Regions from separate parts of the Homo sapiens genome. Here region 2 is linked to region 1. The links are chromatin loops, found by intact Hi-C in ENCODE. Cell type or tissue: heart left ventricle. All regions are shown on one strand. Region 1 overlaps AHI1-DT (AHI1 divergent transcript). Region 2 overlaps PDE7B (phosphodiesterase 7B).

Evidence for each region. Peaks named below come from ENCODE experiments on the same cell type or tissue, not always from the same donor. Only the 100,000 strongest peaks of a DNase experiment are listed, where the experiment ranks them.
Region 2: it touches region 1 in a loop (2.5-fold over the local background); 20 of 110 quality-filtered maps call a loop at or near these places.

The regions. Positions count from the first base shown.
Region 1 is chr6:135,539,143-135,543,142 of GRCh38, reverse strand. The region is part of intron 2 of AHI1-DT (AHI1 divergent transcript); the gene reads right to left. Among named protein-coding and RNA genes, the nearest start is that of AHI1-DT, 43 kb to the right of the region's middle. In heart left ventricle, a CTCF peak has its summit at 2,465; no DNase peak of the experiment used is centred here.
Region 2 is chr6:135,936,605-135,940,604 of GRCh38, reverse strand. All of the region lies in intron 1 of PDE7B (phosphodiesterase 7B), which reads right to left. Among named protein-coding and RNA genes, the nearest start is that of PDE7B, 87 kb to the right of the region's middle. In heart left ventricle, CTCF peaks have their summits at 1,578 and 1,777 (motif pointing right); DNase peaks (open chromatin) are centred at 1,238 and 1,855; H3K4me3 peaks cover 1,343 bases; H3K27ac peaks cover 1,990 bases.

The DNA of each region.
Region 1 (4,000 bases):
CTATTTGCCTGCTTTTGTACCAGTACCATGCTGTTTTGGTCACTGTAGCCTTGTAGAATAGTTTGAAGTCGGGTAACATGACGCCTCCTGCATTGTTCTTTTTGCCTAGGATTGCCTTGGCTATTCGGGCTCTTTTTTTGGTTCCACATAAATTTTTAAATAATTTTGTTTAGCCTTGTGAAAAATGAAGTTGGTAGTTTGATAGGAATAACATTGAATCTGGAAATTGCTTTGGGCAGTATAGCCATTTTAGAGATATTGCTTCTTCCTACCCATGAGCATGGGATGTTTTTACATTTGTTTGTGTCTTCTCTGATTTATTTGAGCAGTGTTTTGTAGTTCTCATTGTAGAGATCTTTTACTTCCCTGCTTATCTGTGTTCCTAGGTATTTTATTTTGTATGTGTGGCAATTGTGAATTGGATTGCCTTTCTGATTTGAGTCTCAGTTTGGTTGATGTTGGTGTGTAGGAATGCTAGTGATTCTTGTACATTGATTTTGTATCCTGCAACTTTGTTGAAGTTGTTTTTCAGCTGAAGGAGCTTTTGGGCTGAGACTATGGAGTTTTCTAGATATAGAATCATACCTTCTGCAAACAGAGATACTTTGAATTCTCTTTCTATTCGAATGCCCTTCATTTCTTTCTCTTGCCTGATTGCTCTGACTAGGACTTCCAATACTATGTTGAATAGCAGTGGTGAGAAAAGGCATTCTTGTCTTGTGCCAGTTTTCAAGGGGAATGCTTCTAGCTTTTGCCTGTTCACTATGATGTTTGTTGTGGGTTTGTCATAGATGGCTCTTATTATTTTGAAACATGCTCCTCCAATACCTAGTTTTTGAGACTTGTTAACTTGAAGGGATGTTGAATTATTTCAAAAGTCTTTTCCACATCTATTGAGATAATCATGTAGTTTTTGTCTTTAGTTCTGTTTATGTGATGAATCACATTTATTCATGAACCAACACTGTCTCCCAGAGATGAAGCCTACTTGATCATGGTGGATTAACCTTTTCAGGTGCTGCTGGATTCGGTTTGCAAGTACTTTGTTGAGAATTTTTCCATCAATGTTCATCAAGGATATTGGCTTGAAGTTTTCTTTTTTGTTGTGTCTCTGCCAAATTTTGGTATCAAGATGATGCTGGCCTCATAGAATGAGTTGGGAAGAAGTCCCTCCTCAATTTTTTGGAATAGTTTCTGTAAGAATAATACCAGCTCTTCTTTATGTATCTGGTAGAATGCTACTATGAATCCATGAGATCCTGAGGCTTTTTTAGTTGGTAGGCTATTTATTACTGATTCAATTTCAGAGCTCATTATTTATCTATTCAGGGAATCTATTTCTTTCTGGCTCAGTCAGATGTCACTTTAAATCGAAATCGGTGGTCAAGGAAAGCCTTTCTGCAAAGATGACACTCAAACAAAGATTTAAAGGAGAAGAAGAATGAGCTCCCCAAAATATATAGGGAAGAGTATTTTAAGCAGAAAGACAAGCAAATGCAAAGGCCCTGGGGCAGAAGTGTGGACCAGTAAGAGGAGATGAAGTCAGAGGAGTAGGGGAGGGGACACAAATCACAAAGGGCCTTAGAGGCCATGGTACTGACCTTGACTTTCAGCCTGAGTAGAGGAGCCATAGAAGGGTTTTTGAGTAGAGAAGACAGAGTTTGATTCTCAAGTGATCATTTCTATTGTTTTGTTGAGAGTAGAGTTGTGAGGGGCAAGGGTGGAGGCAGGGAGACCAGTTTGGAGGCCTTTTTAATAAGCTAGATGCCTCAGCCGCCACTCTTGGGCAGAGAATATTCCACTGGTTGTGCCACAAATCTGTCTTCAAAACAACACACCTCCAAGTGCAGCCTATAATACACTAAAGTATCACATAGCTTTGAAGTACAAATGCAGGTAGGGTCAGCCCAGCTGTCCACTGACTCAAGCTGGCTCCTGTGTGAGTAGACATTATCAGGGGACCCCCACTCATATACACTAGCACTGCACAGAGGGAGTTGAGAGAACAGTGCTGTCTGTGACTTGTTACTTAATGTTGCTCTCAGCCTCTACGGTTGCAAACCCACTATTCCTTTCATTCTTGAATGTGTCCACCCCATCCTTTGGCTCAAAAGTCTACTGTTAACATTGTATATATTGACTCAGTTTCCCCACTCAGCTGCCTTTCCCACTCCTGCAACTGAGCAAGGTAAAACTATAGGAATCCTATTTATGTCAAGACATAGCAGAGATATCACCAGTATACTGTCATTATGGATGAATATCCACTTTCTTACCCAACATATATATGCCCTGTTTGAGCTTAAATGCTCCACACAAACATGTAGGCACCAACTTTAGGCTTTTTTTTTCTATTTTTGGCCTTGCAAAAGCCCCATACTCTTTGTGAAAAGAAGGGAAAAGTTCCACTCTCTCTACCAGCGTTTTCAAACCAAGATGTGACCACAAGTACAGCAGCACCACCTCAGGGCTACCCTGGGAAATGTGTATCTGAGGGCCTGGATGTGAAAGTTGTGTATCTGTCTTTTATATCCAAACACCCATAGGAGGCCAGAAGAGAGATCTGTTATCTTAGAATGAGAGGATTCCAAGATGATCCAAGGTGTTTGGTAAATCCTAGGGCTTATCATATGATGGCAGAAATTTATCCCGCATTTCCCTACCATATCTGCCCAAATAAATGGTTTCCCCTAAGAGGCCAAGTGTTTGACTGATGCTTTGCTTCATTTGTAGCCTTATAGGTGCTGCAGTTCCTGTTTTCTGCTGACCAGCTGTTCATCTGCCCTAACCCTCCCTGACCATAAGCCCATTTTTTTAAATAAACTGCACAGTAGTATCATGGAGACAATGGATAAAAAATACCAATGCTCATGCTTCTCCATAGCAAGTTAATCAAACTTCTGTGAGTGTGGCTAAGGCATTACTTGGGGTGATGGCAATGTGCAGACAGGATTGAGTGAAAACTCCATTCTTAGCCATCAAAACTAATGTCTTTATTCCTTAAGTGGAAACCATCCTCATTCAAGAAAATACTGGAAGAGAACAAAGCTAACTTTATCCGTGAACCTAATTCTACACAAAACTGATCCCAGACAAGGTGTGATGGTTAATATTGAGTGTCAACTTGATTGGATTGAGGGATGCAAAGTATTGTTCCCGGGTGTGTCTGTGAGGTTGTTGCCAAAGGAGATTAACATTTGAGTCAGTGGACTGGGAAAGGCAGACCCACCCTCAATCTGGGTGGGCACAATCTAATCAGCTGCCAGTGCAGCTAGAATAAAAGCAGACAGAAGAACGTGAAGAGACTAGACTGGCCTAGCCTCCCAGCCTCCATCTTTCTTCTGTGCTGGATGCTTCCTGCCCTCAAATATCAGAGTCAAATTTCTTCAGCTTTGGGATTTGGACTGGCTTTCTTGCGCCTCAGTTTTCAGACAGCCTGTTGTGGGACCTCACCCTGTGATTGTGTGAGTTAATACTCCTTAATAAACTCCCCTGTATGTATATACATCTATCCTATTCGTTCTGTCCCTCTAGAGAACCCTAATACACAAGGTCAGTTCTCCTAGCGGGAATGGGAGCTTTTGGACACCAAATTTTCCTTTGACATGTGGAGGTACTATTTCCCTTTGCTTTTGCTCTGTAACACCAAAGCTAAGGCAAAACACAATCCAGCATCCCAACTCCCCCATCCCCTAAAAACTGATTCAATCCCTCTACCTGCTTCTTGACAAACAGCCTTGATGGCTTTGCATGTGTAATTCTCTCTTCTTGGAATAATAACTTCCCTGCATCCCACCTCAATTCATTCCCATCTCCATCTGACTGACTTTTGCTCAAGGTAACAAACCTTGATTATGAGATATGACCACCACCTATTTACTCCATAGCATCTCCCACTTCTTCCTATTATAGCACCTATCACACTGTATTATACTGTTTTTCATCAAGTCTATGCCACCATCAATTATAAAACACACTATTAGTTTATGTAACATCAAGG
Region 2 (4,000 bases), 400 kb before region 1:
GAGAGAAAGTAGTTTAGGTCTGTAGAGCATAAAAAGATATCTCCTGTTAAGAAACTGAACTCCCTGACAGTGCCTGGAAGTTTGGATCTCCATTAATGTCTATCAAGTGAGTGAATGAATAAGTGAACAGTCAGCAAGACATTACTGAGTGCCTACTCTGTGCTAACAGTGTATCATGAGTGTGGATACAAAATGAAATGAGATTCAGGCCAGGTCTTTTCCTTAAGAAGTTTGTAGCCTACTCTGAAGTCAGAACATAGAAGGCTATGGGCACTTTCAATGCTGGGTACCCACCCCTGACTGGGGTTACTGGAGAAGGCTTTGAAAGACATGACCGCAGGCCTGAGTCTGGAGCATAGGAAAGAGTTATCTGGTAAAAGAGAGGACTCCTCTAGGCATAGGTAGCTGTCTGGGCAAAGTCCAGAACCTTGGTTAAGATCTTGAAAGCAGCTGCCAAGGATGGGAGCAAAACTGCTGGGGGTGAAAGCAGAGAGCTTAATCAAAGTGGTCGTCACAGAGGGGATTGGAGAAAAATTGGGGTCAATAGTGATTTAAAAAAAAATCTTTATGGACTGGACTGGAGAGGCTTGGTTTGCTTTCGAAGAACCAGGATGCTTAATGAATTACTCTAGCATTGTATCAAATAATTACAATATAGCTATCTCTGTATTAGAGCTCTTAATTGGCTCCAGATGTCTCTCACCAGTGATACCGGCTGCCATCATTTTGCCCATTTGAGGTAGAAGTTACCCCAAAGAGGATACCAAGCTGAAGTGTTTCTTAGTCCTTTTTCTTGAATTATCTTATAGAATGGCTATGACCAAAAGAATCCCCCCAGCCACCCAGCTGAAACCTCAGTGAGGCTGATTTCTCCTACTGCTGAAGCCATTAGCACCCAGTGTTGAGAACACCCCAGCTCCCAGAAGATACATTTTCAGGGTCTCCTACGTGACAGTGGCCCAGGGCCACATCATTTTATGCAGAGTCCTGTCTACCATGTGGGTGGCATAGTCAGGCCTCAATCTCTACACACTGTGGCAGCCCTCAGCACTCCGGTGCCAGAGGACGGCAGATTTGGAACTGGGGCTGATTTCAGCTCGAGCTCATGTTTTCCTTTTTAAGCTTTTCCAGTGAAAGAGCAGATTTCTATCCCATTGCAGGCTGTTAAAACGTCAGAGACTAATAAGTTTTCAACAATCTGTCAGTGCAGATCTCCAGCAACAACCTGGCACTGCTTTCAAATCAGGGCCTCATCGTCCAGCCCAACCTCAGCCAGTCAAAATAAGAGACACACCAGCAAAAGAAAAAAAAGAAAAAAGATAATCACCTCGAGCTGAGCAGAAAATCTACACAAATCCATTGTTGCCAACAATCAACAGCAAATCTGTGGGCTACGTAACCTGAGGTGACCCTTCCAGAAGAGCCATCCCTTATAAACCTCTAATTAGGTATGGTTAGGAGTGACTTGAAAGATATTAATGCTATTGCTATTGGAAAATGAGCTTACCAGCTTTTAACAGCTTTGTTTTCTTCTTCAGTCAAAGAACAGAATGTTAGCTCAATGGCGTATGCTTTCTATTAGAGCAGTGCCAGCAGCAGCGGTCTCCAGAGAGTCTCTCAGCATTTTATTACATACCCCTATTTTTAAATGTTTAAAAACTACTTATTATGAACCAAAACTTGGAAAACCTGCTTTCAGCCCAAGAGTAATTTTTATTTTTATTTTTTTAGTTATTAAGCAAACTTCCAAAATGCAGAACTGTGTTTTCTGTCATTTTATCCCTAGACAGTAGAGGGCAATAGAAAGGCTATATGGCTAAGATCTCCTCGTATCCCTGCAGGGAGATCCTGAGGTCAGATGGCGTGGTGCAGGCTCAGAGTCATTGCGTCTTACGTTGCACTCTCCAAGTCATGCAGCATTGTCTCCATGGGTCGTGGTTAGTCCTGATTCCCATAGCACACATCGAAATGCACATTGAAGACAGCCTCTTTCATTGTGCAAAACGACTATAGCCTCTGCACAAGCTCCATTTTAGAAAAACCTGTACCTGTGAAGGCTTATGGCATGGAGTACAGTGCGATCTCTGGTGCACCCAGTTATAGGAACTGACTAGGCATCTCAGTTCAAGGTACTTTGGGAATAATTGTGGTATGTGCTCTGGGAATTTTCCTGTAGCAGACTCAAATACATATGCCACAAATCTTGATACACAGTTCAAAAATGTCAGAAGTTTGCAATGCTATTTCATCTTTTACTTATTGTCTCAGAATCCCAAGGGTTTACACCTAGCCACACTTTGTTTTCAAAAAGATAGCTGTGAAGGCAAACAACTAAAGCCAAACACATTTCACTTATATACAGTCATTTTTAAAAGGTGAAGTCCATAGACACTTTGTGTTGGAGAAAACAGGAGGCAATATAGAACAAAAAAGAAAAGAAAACAGATTGGTGGACATAATGGAAAGAACTGAGTATATCGGGGTTCAAATCCCAAACCTATTCCTCAACAGCTGTGTGATCTTAGTCAGAGTTGACTTTTCCTTTCAAAACTCATTGTAGAGTACAGGGAGTAACAATGCTCACTCCTCTACAGAAATGTAATATATGAGAAACCATCTTATATACCCTAAAACCATAATGGGGCCTGCTGTGTATCTGGTTTTGCGGAAGGAAGAAGGTAGAAGCAGAATAGGGTCATTTGGTGGTAGTGTGTACAAGATACAAAGCACAGTTCTACCATGTAAATCATGGGGTTTTATGAGGGGAAGATTTTGCTCCTCCCATGATGGAGAGCCCTGGTCCTTCAGAGGTTAGCCTGCAGGACCAGAGGTCTACAGAGCAGAGGTCATTGGGGCAGGATGGAGGCAGTGACTCTGTCTGATGTGCCCTTATCCTTGGCATTGAGGAAGCGGGAAGAACCAACCTAGATTTGGGAAAAAGGGGTCCCTTCTAGGTGATCAGCCAAACTGGCTACATCCTGATGGGTTGTGGAAAACTTTCTGAATAATGTATTCTGATTAAGTAGGGGAGAGAGAAACTAGTATTAAACAAGTCTTCAGTGAAGGTTGGAGGTGCAAGATAAGCTGGGAGGGTGTTTGCTCTAAGAATGAGAAACTGTTGATGCAAAACTCTAAAGGCAATTGAGGAAATGAAGGAAATGAAGAATGGCTAGAAGGGAATGGGATTCAGATAACCAGGAGAACTGGAGAGTGGAGAGACGCAAGGCTGGGGAAGTTGGCAGGGGCCAGATCAGGAAGGGCCCTGCAGGACTCCATTTAGTGATTGGGCACAAGCCTAGATGCTGCAGGCCGTGGATCTGGAAGAAGGCCCCGCAGCTCACAGGCCATCTGTTCAAGGCAATAGAGAGATCCCAAAAGGGTTTAGGAAGTTTCTGTAACATGAGTACCACACGCAGCAGCCACGTTTGCTGACCAATGTCGCTCCTCACCACACTGAACAGGACCCTTAGGTGGAAAAAGGGTTCTGCTAAGTGGGGTACCACCTTGTTAGTGAGTGTCTAATGACATACTCCCAATTATGTCTAACACTTTTAGTTGTGTCAATCAGCCAAGTTGGAAAATGCCACCAGAGGCCCTCCTCACTCTGACTCCCTTCTTAGTAGTGTCTCACACAGTGTGTTCACAATCAGATAGATTTCTTTAGATTTAGTATACTCCATATGGTCTTTATGAAGCATAGATCACAGAAATGAGAACATGGCTTGTCAAAATTCCAAGTCTAGCATGACTGTATTATGAAGAATGTGGCCTTCTGAATCATGCAGAGAGTGAGCGTTGAGAATGCACTGAAAGTGGTGATGAACAGTCAGGCCTCTGGATCCTGGAAGGTGGAGGAACCAGGGTCCTGGAACAAATGCCCTCTCTTCACCCTTTTAGGGACATCTCCCTCTCAGAAACTGCTGGAAGAGCATGCTGCACTTCAAGAAAATCATTCCTTGACTTGACTCTCACCTTCAGAGGGAGATTTGACCCAGAAAAG